Linked DNA regions of Homo sapiens: all the other regions are linked to region 3. A link is a contact called in ENCODE Hi-C or POLR2A ChIA-PET data. All regions are on one chromosome and are shown on one strand. The core of a region is the stretch at or near the end of the contact, and the rest is flanking DNA. Distances in the headings are between cores, read along the strand shown.

Region 1 (3,801 bases), core at 864-3,363, 1.3 Mb after region 3:
CCTCGCACCTCAGCCTCCTGAGTAACTGGGACTACAGGCGTGTGCCACCATGCCCAGCTTACAAATCTTGATATTCATAGTAAGCCCTCCCACTTCAAGATTGTCTTGATAGTCGCCTTGATATTTTGCATTTCCCTATAATAATGTGTATTTCCACAAAAACATTATGGGTGTTCTGACTTGGAATGCATGAAATCTGTTTATCAATTTGGGAAGAAGTGACATTTTTACAACATTGAGTTTTTAAATCAGCAAATATACAACTTCTCTCCATTCATTTAGGGATGGAATCCCTGATCTTTTATTTTTAAGTCCTTCCTGGGTTTTATCCCCTCCCTTGCTGTCTTCTCTACGACCTAATACAAGGATCAGGGCCCCTTCCTCCTCACCTGACTTAGGGTCGCCAGGTTTTCCATTGGCCATGGGGGGAGGGCCCAGAAGGCTGGGTGGTCCTAAGAGCAGACATGAAAATATGGTCATCAGAATGGATTAAAGGACTGATGATTCTGTTCTTAGGTGTTTTTCTTGTATTACTTATTTCTTAATTCAACCAGTAAAGTCAGGTATATTTTCAGCAGTCTTGGGAGTTCTCACCCCATCTATCTGCCCTTTTTTCTGCAAAGCTGTTTCAGGGTTTGCAAAAAGTAGATATTCAATCAAAGGGGATAATGCAGGAAAAGATACTGACAACTTTTTTTCTTCACCGTACCGTCGCTATCCAAAACAACCTAAGTGTCTCCAGACATGAACCAATCCCTCACCTTAACTGCTGGCCAGAGGACTAGTTTAGAGAAAGCTGCACCTGTACCTTTTCAGTCAAAGTCTGGATACAAACTGTCATCCCAGTCATCGCAATCTGCAACATCTCTACTACCCCTTTCCCCTACTGTTCTGCGGCTGCGCAAAAGAGCTCTTTATTCTCTCCACCCCCGCCTTCTCCAGAAAGGTCTGGGGCCGTATTGAGGTTGATGGTTCCAGTAAGAGAACTCCTGGTTCAAGGCTCCATTTGGGAGAGCCCCACTTCCATCCCTCCCCAGCGCGTGCGCCCTTCCTCCTTCCGTTACAGCCCCCTCCTTCGCACCTTATTAGCCCCTAGCCCCTTGCCCGGACGGGCTTGACAGGCATGTGCACATCCCTCCCAGACCCCTCACCGATGGGACTCCCATCCTCCTCATCTCCAGTCTCTTCCCGCTCGGGCAGCGGGGGCTGCTGCTGTGTCGGTGGCTGGTGATGATTCTGCTTCTTTCGTTTCGGCATCGTGTCTGCGGCAATGGCTGCAGCGGGATTTGGAGGGTAGTGAGGAAGGGGCACGCGGGGATTCTGTTTCCGCTTCCGGGGGGTCGGTGGGCAGCAATGCTGAGGCTCCCGCCATTCCACTTCCGGAAGGTTGCGGAGAACATCTGCGGCGGCCGCATTCCGGAGCCAACTGCCTCCCTCCGTCTCTGCCAGGCATGGCGGCAACCTCACACCTTCCCTTTGCTGCGTTTCTATAAATGCTTTGAAAAAATTACTCTTTTCTTCCCTCGCTGGAAAACACCACAACCAGCTCCTCAGAGTGTGTCACAGAGTCAACAGGCTCTCGGGCCAGAGGGCCTGAGAAGAGGACTGTCGCACCGTAAGATCGCCACATCCGGTCCTCGGTTACTATGGTAACAGCTGCAGGCACAACTTCGTGCCCTTTGACCTCCCCCCAAAAGTCCTTGTCCCGCTTGGGTTTCCCTTCTCGCCCGCTTTTGCACTTATGATCTGTAAACCTGCTCCTTATCATCGTTCCCACAAGGAATTTGGGTCCCAACAGGTCGGCACCCAGGACTCTCAGACCGCCGCCCTCCCCTAAAGACCTCTGACCGTGCCCCCGGTGTAGTCCAGCAACCTGGACGCAGTCTCGGCTTTCCACTAAGGTCAAGCCCGGGGCTTTGTAGTATAGCCTCAGCGTGTCCACGCCCCCTCTCCCCTAGGTAGTAGGCCCCGCCCTCCGCTCCGCCGCCCCCTCCAGGTGAGTGGTAGGTTCTCCCGGGAGCGCAAGGTAGTGATGACACGCGCCCCCCCTCCTCCGAACGCGAGTTGGTAGCGTCCGTGACGGAGTTAGCCTGGTCCTCCCACGCGCGCCTCCTTCCTCGCCGCCGGGGCGCCCTCTCGGTGCCACTGGCTCTCACGTGCCAGTAGCCCACCCCGCATCATCCTCTCGCCTCGCTCCTGGAGGGAAGTGACTATATCTCCCCCGTCCGCCTTCCATCGCCGCCGCGGCGGTAATTCTGTCGGGCCCGCCCGCTGACGTCACCTGCTAGCCCCGCCTCCTCTAGGGTCCCGGGCCCCTGCGGCGGGGGCTGCCCCGGGGGGCAGTCAGTTGAGGCGGCGGGAGCTCGGCGGAGGGCGGGCCAGGTGACTGGTCCGGGCCATGCCGAGGAAGAAGCCATTCAGCGTGAAGCAGAAGAAGAAGCAGTTGCAGGACAAACGGGAGCGGAAGAGAGGTCAGTGCGGGAGCGGGAGGAGGGGGCGGGGCTCGGGCTTCCGCACATCTGGAAGGAGGGGTGTGCCCGCTGCACCTCTGGGGATCGTGGGAGGGGGTCGTGGGACCGCGTCAACCCTCGCGGCCTATCGCGGAGGGGATCCCCCACCCCCCCTACATCTGGAAGGGGTGGGGAAGGATGGAGAGTTGGGGGAGGGGAATCCCTCCAGCTAGCACGGGGCGCCGTCCCCACTGCTCCCTGAAGGAGTGACTCCCCCCACGCACATCCGGGAGGGTCCCAAATAGGGTGTCTGGGAGGACTGAACATCGGAAGAAGTTGAGTGGGATGAAAGGGAGTCAGGCCGATGGGGGAGAGGGTCTTATGGCCCCTGAGAGCTGGCCAGCACTGGCGTCACCGGCCCCTCCCCGCAGGGCTTCAAGATGGGCTGCGCTCCAGTTCCAACAGCCGCAGCGGGAGCCGGGAGCGGCGAGAGGAACAGACCGACACCTCGGACGGGGAGTCTGTGACCCATCATATCCGCAGGCTTAACCAGCAGCCTTCTCAGGGGCTGGGTCCACGAGGCTACGACCCAAATCGGTGAGGGTGGGAGGGGGCGCTGGTCCCGGCTTTCCCGCCTACCCGGAAGTCAGAGCTTTGGGGGAAAGCGGGCTGCTACTGGTGAAGACGGTGGGCCTGGGATGCCACAGTTCTCCGCTAGCCACTCGGCTCCCCACAGCGGGCCACAGTCTTCCTTTCCAGAGGGGCTGGAGAGAGTTGGGCTTTTAGAAGGAGAAGGCTGAGTATTGCCTGAAAGAAGGACTTGGGGGAAGTCTGACTTGAGAGAGGAGACTTGAACGACTCTGGAGAGAATGGTTTGCGAAGTTGATTGTACAAGAGGGGAGAAAATAGGAGTTTGTGGCCACAGGATTGCTCTGGATGTCTCGGTCCCTGTTCCCTTAGATACCGACTGCATTTTGAGAGAGACAGCAGGGAGGAGGTAGAGAGGAGAAAGAGAGCAGCCCGGGAGCAAGTTCTACAGCCGGTCAGTGCTGAGTTGTTGGAGCTGGACATCCGGGAGGTGTATCAGCCTGGCTCAGGTGAGTGAGAGCAAGACAGGCATTGGGCTGGGGAAGGAGTTTGGAAAGGTAAAAGCCGACTGTGAGGAAGGAGGGGTCTGGGATGTACTCTTGAATCCTGAAGATTTCCTCACACTTGGACTTTTTCCTGAATTCCCAGTTCTGGACTTTCCTCGACGTCCTCCTTGGAGCTATGAGATGTCCAAGGAGCAACTAATGAGCCAAGAGGAACGGAGCTTCCAAGACTATCTTGGGAAGATTCATGGGGCTTACTC
Region 2 (3,906 bases), core at 208-2,707, 1.3 Mb before region 3:
GTGGGAGTGTCCATGTCCGGGTTGCTCCAGAGTGTGGTGAGAATGAGGTTCTGGAAGAAGGGGGGAAAACCAGATGAGGGAATATCTGACACAATGAGTGTGTATTTGGGGGAATATCGAAAGGTCAGGGATCATAAAGGAGAAAGAACCCTTTTCCTCCAAAGAACGAAATAGGTTAGATTTGAGGTAGAAGTCAGAGGTTACTTACCAAGAGCATGAGGAATGAGGTGCAGGAAAGCATCTCCCAGGAGCCCACCGGAAGCAAAACTGAGCAAGATCTGAAGTAGAGAGCGATGCCGGGGAGAGTTCGACTCCACGGGGATAAGGAAGAGGACAAAAAATGGAGCTGCTGAGATCAGCACTGTGGCCCCCAGTGCCTGGTGAGGGAGAGTCAAGGTCAAGTACTGTGGAGTTTCCCAACAATCCAGAACCAGCCCTTCTCTCTCCCATCCCCTGGAGACTCACATAAGCCCAGAGAGTGACAGCATCCAGGTCCTGCTTGATGCCTGGAGCCCCAGACTCCCCATAGCCTCCATGGCTATGCTCATGGTCATGTCCATGTCCTCTGTGGTAGAGGCTCTCATGGGAGTAGCCATGGCTATGGCCATGGTGTAAATCCTCATGTGAATGTCCATGGTCGTGATCGTGGGTATGTCCATGCCAGATGCTCTCGTGAGTGTGGCCATGGCCATGGGCATGGCTGTGGCCATGGTGGAAATCTTCATGTGAGTGCCTGTGGCTGTGGCCATGGAAGTCCTCTTGCAGATCGTCGTGCAGGTCGTCATGACCCCCGAGTCCAGCCACCAGAAGCCCCAAGGTCGCCCAGGTCAGCAGTCCCACGGCCACCCAGTGGGGGGCCCCCAGGCCTCTGGCCATCACGCTGACCAGAGGGACAGAGGCAGTGACTCCACTTGACTCAACTCTATACCTACACAGGGTCCGCTTTACTCCAATCGCGCCCTCCGTCCACCTCTATGGGCCGCTCTCCCATTCCCTTAAGTTCCCACCTACATTGTTCCCAAGACTAGTTCTCTTTATCCCGAACCACCTCCCGGATGTAGGGCCCTGGGACACTAATCTTTCACCAGCCACTTTACAGACTCTCTGGGCCCTCGTCTCTACGACTCATTAGGTGAGGAAAAGGCCTGGAAAGGATGGTAGAGAAAAAACAGAGAATTCTCACCGGCTCCGGGATCCTCTCCTTTCCCGGTTTGCTTGGACGTGGCAGTCCCGCCTTTAGATCCCGCGAGAACAGGAAGTTCCGTTCCACCTTCGCCCTAATGCCTTTACCAATATGGCGGCACTCCGGTAGCGACGAATCCATCCTGCACTGACACGCATGCGCGAGTGTGGAGGTGATTTGAGGGGAGGGTGGGCGAGGCGGGCTAACAGGCCGGAGGAGACCGCCTCCTCGGTTTCCAACTAGACGAGGGGGCGGGAACTCGCGCCGAGACTTCCCGTCTGTACAAAGATGGCTGCCACATTGGCGCTGTCATTTTGGTACTGAGCAGAGCGACGGGCTTAATTCGACCCAATCCAGGCCAGAGTCTTTCTCTCAGGGGCTTCCTCGTGCTCAGCTAATCCTCCGATCAATCCTTGGGAATCCCTGGGACCTCTTCGGTATCCCTACTCTCAGCCAGGGATCATGTCTTGGGCCGCTCGCCCGCCCTTCCTCCCTCAGCGGCATGCCGCAGGGCAGTGTGGGCCGGTGGGGGTGCGAAAAGAAATGCATTGTGGGGTCGCGTCCCGGTGGCGGCGGCGACGGCCCTGGCTGGATCCCGCAGCGGCGGCGGCGGCGGCGGTGGCAGGCGGAGAACAACAAACCCCGGAGCCGGAGCCAGGGGAGGCTGGACGGGACGGGATGGGCGACAGCGGGCGGGGTGAGTGCCCCAGCAGAAGGGCAGGCGAGCCAGTGACCGCTTTATCTGCGACCCCTCCCCCACACCCTCCCCCGGTGCTCTTTTCCTTGCGCTCCCGCCCCCTTGTTTGTAAACACGCGTCCCCTCCCTCCCGAGGGCCTTAGCACCCTCCCCCCCGGGGCGGGGCGGGGAAGGGGAGCTTCCGCCCTCCTAGCTGTGACCGCTTGAGGCCTTGGGCACCGGAGGTCGCGGGCCTGGGAAGGGCACGATTCCTCTTAAACCTCAGGACTTTGGGCGTTTACAGGCAGATCCTGCGTCTTAGGAGGGGTCTCTCCTGCCTGTCTCTTTCCCTTGCACGCTCTGGCTACCTGGCTTTACGCTGGGAATAGAGGGGCTCGATGGTCTACCCCACGTGCTGCCCCACCCACGAGACAGGTGTGGCTTTGGGATGACCTGGTATTCATTCAAATGGATTGGTTGGAAAATTTTCCTCACCTGAACTATCCTCCTCTCCTTGTCAACTCCCTCCTCTCACCACAATGAGGAGTTACGCTGTTTTTGGGTTTTTTTAGCCAGTCAAATATAGCAGTGGGAGGTTGTATACCAATTTTAGTGACACAAATGTTAATAAGTTCTGATAACCCACTACCATCGGACCAGCCGGAGTTACACTGTTGTTTGACAGCAGGGTGTCTCTGAACTTGGGGATGGGTGGAGTGGGCTGGGTCCGGCACGGTGGGGTATTAGAGAATTAAAGTCTCTAGTTGGATGTTTGAAGACTCATTTTCTTTTTTTGTCTCTTCTGTCTCTTGTGTGTCTGTGTGCCTGTACATACCCCTCCCTCAGACTCCCGAAGCCCAGACAGCTCCTCCCCAAATCCCCTTCCCCAGGGAGTCCCTCCCCCTTCTCCTCCTGGGCCACCCCTACCCCCTTCAACAGCTCCATCCCTTGGAGGCTCTGGGGCCCCACCCCCACCCCCGATGCCACCACCCCCACTGGGCTCTCCCTTTCCAGTCATCAGTTCTTCCATGGGGTCCCCTGGTCTGCCCCCTCCAGCTCCCCCAGGATTCTCCGGGCCTGTCAGCAGCCCCCAGGTGAGAGGTTGTGACCAACTTACTGCCTGGCCACTTTCATTTTCTTGTTTTCCTTGTAACCCCAGATCCTTGTGTGAACTTCCCCATGGCCCATTGACCTTCCAATCCTCTAACCTTGTCAGGCCTGTGGTCTTTATGAGACCCCTTGCCTTTCCTGAGGTGACTGATCTTTCAGTGCATGCTTCCTCCCCTAAAAGAACTCTAATATTCTTTGTTTTTGTGTGTGTGTGTGTGTTTTTTTTTTTTTTTTTTTTTGAGATGGAGTCTTGCTCTGTTGCCCAGGCTGGAGTGCAGTGGCACAATCTCAGCTCACTGCAACCTCTGCCTCCTGGGTTCAAGCAATTCTCCTGCCTCAGCCTCCTGAGTAGCTGGGATTACAGGTGCCTACCACCACGCCCGGCTAATTCTGATATTCTTGATGTCCTTTTCATCTATCTGATTTTCTGCCCTTTTGATCCCATCTGCTTTCCCAAGACACCTGCCCTTCAGGGTCACTGTGTTGCACAATTTCAGGGGGGGCCTGTTTATTCACTTTGGGGTTGTGCTCCAGGGATGGCCTTTCACATAGACTGCAGTGTAAATGACAGCCTCTGGAATGTGCATTGCAGGGCCTTGCTTAGTGGTAGGGAATGATTTCCATCACTTCTGTGACATTCTGCTTCCCAATAAGTCTTCCTGTGACTTCCCTATTTCCCCCATCCCAGATTAACTCAACAGTGTCACTCCCTGGGGGTGGGTCTGGCCCCCCTGAAGATGTGAAGCCACCAGTCTTAGGGGTCCGGGGCCTGCACTGTCCACCCCCTCCAGGTGGCCCTGGGGCTGGCAAACGGCTATGTGCAATCTGCGGGGACAGAAGCTCAGGTATGTGGCTCAGAGGATGAACAGAGAGGGAGAGTCTGGGCCATGTATCATCACCTGTGGGATTCCCAGGGCTTATGGAGTTTGGTCAGAGC
Region 3 (4,302 bases), core at 1,509-4,008:
GCCGGGCCAGCGTGGGGGCCACCTCGGGCCTGGTGGAAGCAGCAGCGGTGGCCATGGCTGCCCGGGGGGCGGGGGGCAGCCTGGGGGCGGGGGGCAGCCGGGGACCCCTGCCTGGGGGCTTCTCAGGTGGAAACCCCTTAAAGAACATCAAGTGCACCAAGTGCCCGGAAGTGTTCCAGGGCGTGGAGAAGCTGGTCTTCCACATGCGGGCGCAGCACTTCATCTTCATGTGCCCTCGCTGTGGCAAGCAGTTCAACCACAGCAGCAACCTCAACCGCCACATGAACGTGCATCGTGGTGTCAAGTCACACTCGTGCGGCATCTGCGGCAAGTGCTTCACACAGAAGTCCACCCTTCACGACCACCTCAACCTGCACTCGGGAGCGCGGCCCTACCGCTGCTCCTACTGCGACGTGCGCTTCGCCCACAAGCCTGCCATTAGGCGGCACCTCAAGGAGCAACACGGCAAGACCACGGCCGAGAACGTGCTGGAGGCCAGTGTGGCCGAGATTAACGTCCTCATCCGCTAGCCGCGCAGGCGTGGAGGCCAGGAGGCTGGGGCCCCTGGGCTGCGTGGAAAAAGGGCTCTTTGGCCCAGGAGAATTGGGGGGTGGGGGGTCTGGGGCAGAAAGGTAAGAGTGGGAGGCTGAGCAGATGCACACATCCTGAGAGAGGGAAGATGATTCCTTGGAGAGACTTGCTCTTGAGAGTGCAAGAATCTGGAGCTGGGAAAAGGGTTCTTGGAGGCCAGGGGAATACGGGGTCCCAGAGAAAGATTTCCTTCTCTTAGAAGTGCATGTATATGTGGAGGGAGGGAAAAGGGTCCTATAGAATGAGGGAAGACAAAAATGTTTTATTCCTGGCTAAGGCTGCCCAGGGGAAGGTTCTGACATTTCTCGAGATAAGAAGGGTTGGGGGGTGGGTGGGAACAGGGAGGGAATTTGGCAGGAGGACATGCTCCTGCTTAGAATAGACCTGGGGTGAGGGAGTGGTAAGGGGAAAAGATTACTGAGTCCCAGAAAAGGAAGTGGGAGACAGTTCTTGCATGCTGGGGAAATGAGACTGCGAGTATGAGGCTTGCTGAAATTTGAGGGAGAACAAAGTAAGACGCCAGGTAAGAGAACGTGGGGTGCGCATCCTGGGTAGATATTGGGAAGTGGGGGTACAATAGCAAGAAACAATGGATAGTCATGGGGGTGGGGGGGATAGGGCACTTAGAAAAGAAAGAACACAAGAAGGGCTGTTGGGAGGGAGGGAGAGGAGTAGAGACATACAGTATTTTTTAAGAAAAAACATATTTTTTAGGATTTTTTCTGGAGTTTGGGGTTTTAGTTTTTCTGCTTTTGTTTTCCACAAAATAAAAAACAAAAAAAAACTTTTTTTTTTCCTTTACACTCTGGCAACTGCGTGTACATGACTATCCTGCCCTAGACAGCCTCTCCCTGTGATGCTGCGTTCTTAATACCTAGAGGTCACAACTCTGCATATCCCTTGCCTGAAGGAGCCCAGCCCTAAACATGGGAGAGGAGTGTGACAAGTGAGCTCCTCTGGTCAGGGACTCCCCCAAGTCCCCACCCCCAGCCCTCCACCAGTTCTGCAATCTCAACACTTAGCCAGGTACCTCACAGTACAAGTGATTGGCAGTCGTGGGGATGCACATGAACTCTATTTGAGGGACTTAGGATCAGTGCTAGGGATGAGCTACAGGTGGCCAACCTGCCCACGGAAATTGTAAGCAGGAGTCTGTTTGGTCATATTTTGTCTGGGGTAAATAGGTCATGTCTTCAGGAAAGCTAAAAAAAAAAAAAAAAAGCTAAGTTTGGATTAAGGTGCAGGGAAAACTACAATTCCCAGAAAGCTCTGGAATAGTTAACCAAAGAGAACTACAGTTCCCAGAAGGCCTTTAATTGGCCTCAGGTGCCCCACCTGCCTGTGTCAAATACTGCGTGTGAAATCATACAGATCTTTTCCAAACTCGACCAAAACGTAATACCTAAAGGGATGGTACCCTAAATACAGCTATCGAGATTGTCTATCTTGGTGTATATCATTTATACTTAAATTGTCCGCTGGGCTATGACCCACGGAGTACCTGACTGTGCTTATGAAGTGTTCGGCAAAAAAGGTTTACTTACTGCAGTGTCACCAGTCAGTAATGACGTTCGGGCCGCTGGGCTTACCTGGATCCCTAGTGCGTGTGAAGGTGTAACACGCCTGATATAAACAGAAGAGACATTTAGCCACAGGTTTTCAGAAGGGCACGCTGCTCCAGGGGACATGAAGCAGCATGCTAGAACCAGCCAAGAATAAAGGTGTCCTCCGCGTCCCTATCGCCCCTTCGTGCTCGTTAGAAAGAGCAAAAAGGCGAGGCCAAAACTGAGGCCAAGCCTTCTATCTGGTAACCCAAAAACTAGAAAGGCAGAAAAGCAACCAGAGGCGGGAAAAGCCCAACCAGGCCAGAGGAAATACAGCCGCTGCCGAGAGCCGAGAAGTTCAGAAGCTCCGCTTGTTACCTAAAACCAGATGGGGACAGAGACGCCACACCTGGGCCCAGGCGTGTCTCGCCCTCGGTCCCTGCAGAACTGAGGCCAGGAATGACAGGAATTCTCCCTTGCAGCTCCCAGCTTAGGACAGTCACAGCCATCTCCGAGGCCGCTCTCAGGGGAAAATGGCCAAAAAGCATGTAGCGGCTCCTTTAAGGCTCCTCCTCGCCCTCCCTCCCTCGCCCACGTGACCCGGGGCGGCCGCGCGCCGGCTCGGCCCCCAGCGCAAGCGGCGATGGCGGCGGCGGCGGGAGCTGCAGCGGCGGCGGCCGCCGAGGTGCGGAAGGGGAGGGGGAGAGGCGGGTGCATGCCCGCGCGCGCGCCCGGGGGAAGCGCGCGCCCGTGCAATGCTCCGGGGGTGCAACGGGGCCGGGGGGCCCGGGCGGGACTTGCAGCAATCCAGGGGGCCAGCACCGGGGGCGGATGAGGGGACCAGGGTGTGGGAGGTGGGGGGAGTGGGCACGGAGGCGCGCGTGCAGCCGCCGGCTGCCCCTGAGTGGGCGACGGGCGCCGGGGCCCCAGGAGCACGCGTGAGGGGCACGAGGGGCCGTCCACCGGGCTGGGGGGCAGCGGGTGCTGGAGGGGTTGGTGCCCGGGGTCCCCGCGGCCTGGGGGACAAAGGGGGAGCGGCGCGTGCAGCCGGGAGGAGGGGGCGGGGCCGGGGCGCGGAGGCCCCGCCCCCTCCCCCTCCTCTTCTCTCGGCCCCAGAGATGCGGGGTCTACCGAGAGGGAGGGGGTTGATGCGGGCCCGGGGGAGGGGTCGTGCGGCCCCTCCGGGCAGCCGAGGCCGCGGAAGGGGGGGGCCCCACAGAGGAAGAGGTAGGCCCCGGAGCCTACTCTCTCTTCCCAGGGCCCAGGCATCCTGGACCCCCCAACTCTCTACTGGGCTGACCAGCCCTCCTGTCCCTTGTCTCCCCTCCCAGGGGGAGGCCCCCGCTGAGATGGGGGCGCTGCTGCTGGAGAAGGAAACCAGAGGAGCCACCGAGAGAGGTGAGTGCAGCTAAAACGGGCCCCAATTGGACCGTCACCTTCCCTAAACACAGGATCTCCTGAGCCCTTAGCTCTGAACTTTTTCTCTTCCTCTACAGTTCATGGCTCTTTGGGGGACACCCCTCGTAGTGAAGAAACCCTGCCCAAGGCCACCCCCGACTCCCTGGAGCCTGCTGGCCCCTCATCTCCAGCCTCTGTCACTGTCACTGTTGGTGATGAGGGGGCTGACACCCCTGTAGGGGCTACACCACTCATTGGGGATGAATCTGAGAATCTTGAGGGAGATGGGGACCTCCGTGGGGGCCGGATCCTGCTGGGTGAGAGGCTGGGTAGCCTGGGGGGTTGGTGGGAAATTTCTGACTCTTGCCTTCTTTCTTATCTTGCCTTTTGCTTGCCTGTTTTCTAGGCCATGCCACAAAGTCATTCCCCTCTTCCCCCAGCAAGGGGGGTTCCTGTCCTAGCCGGGCCAAGATGTCAATGACAGGGGCGGGAAAATCACCTCCATCTGTCCAGAGTTTGGCTATGAGGCTACTGAGTATGCCAGGAGCCCAGGGAGCTGCAGCAGCAGGGTCTGAACCCCCTCCAGCCACCACGAGCCCAGAGGGACAGCCCAAGGTCCACCGAGCCCGCAAAACCATGTCCAAACCAGGAAATGGACAGGTGAGTGGGATGGGAGAGATGGGATAATCAACCATAAACCTTTGGTGAGCTCTTTTACAGTTTCACTTAAGGCTTCTACTCCATTTACTCATTCACATATTTAAGCAAG

Evidence for each region. Hi-C counts contacts between places; a loop is a spot of excess contacts on that map. ChIA-PET counts read pairs that join two places held with the same protein, here RNA polymerase II (POLR2A). Pooled maps may share reads with other maps.
Region 1: a loop to region 3 is called in a pooled map, with 7 times the contacts of the local background. The contact joins the promoter of GNL1 here to the promoter of EHMT2 in region 3. A Hi-C loop is called at or near these places in 4 of 50 pooled maps. POLR2A ChIA-PET finds 5 or more read pairs at or near these places in 2 of 52 experiments (T-cell and naive thymus-derived CD8-positive, alpha-beta T cell).
Region 2: a pooled map shows a loop between it and region 3 (6-fold over the local background). The contact joins the promoter of RXRB here to the promoter of EHMT2 in region 3. A Hi-C loop is called at or near these places in 1 of 168 maps with a recorded cell type or tissue (CD4-positive, alpha-beta memory T cell) and 7 of 50 pooled maps. POLR2A ChIA-PET finds 5 or more read pairs at or near these places in 1 of 52 experiments (BJ).

The regions. Positions count from the first base shown.
Region 1 is chr6:30,554,801-30,558,601 of GRCh38, reverse strand. GNL1 (G protein nucleolar 1 (putative)) reads left to right here and starts at 2,113. Exons shown (of 12, transcript NM_005275.5): 1 at 2,113-2,471; 2 at 2,882-3,047; 3 at 3,411-3,547; 4 at 3,687-3,801. The coding sequence starts at 2,399. PRR3 (proline rich 3) reads right to left here and starts at 1,307. Exons shown (of 4, transcript NM_025263.4): 1 at 1,152-1,307; 2 at 390-452. The coding sequence starts at 1,257. RefSeq lists enhancers at 1,140-1,704, 1,705-2,269, 2,270-2,835.
Region 2 is chr6:33,198,216-33,202,121 of GRCh38, reverse strand. It overlaps RXRB (retinoid X receptor beta), which reads left to right and starts at 1,457. Exons shown (of 10, transcript NM_021976.5): 1 at 1,457-1,880; 2 at 2,706-2,953; 3 at 3,658-3,814. The coding sequence starts at 1,646. It overlaps SLC39A7 (solute carrier family 39 member 7), which reads right to left and starts at 1,255. Exons shown (of 7, transcript NM_006979.3): 1 at 466-1,255; 2 at 209-377; 3 at 1-50. The coding sequence starts at 876. It also overlaps the pseudogene RNY4P10. RefSeq lists enhancers at 223-724, 725-1,226, 1,227-1,728.
Region 3 is chr6:31,896,154-31,900,455 of GRCh38, reverse strand. It overlaps EHMT2 (euchromatic histone lysine methyltransferase 2), which reads left to right and starts at 2,758. Exons shown (of 28, transcript NM_006709.5): 1 at 2,758-2,820; 2 at 3,467-3,533; 3 at 3,632-3,850; 4 at 3,940-4,193. The coding sequence starts at 2,779. It overlaps ZBTB12 (zinc finger and BTB domain containing 12), which reads left to right. Exons shown (of 2, transcript NM_181842.3): 2 at 1-843. The coding sequence ends at 530. It also overlaps a transcript of C2 not described here. RefSeq lists enhancers at 2,241-2,835, 2,919-3,615.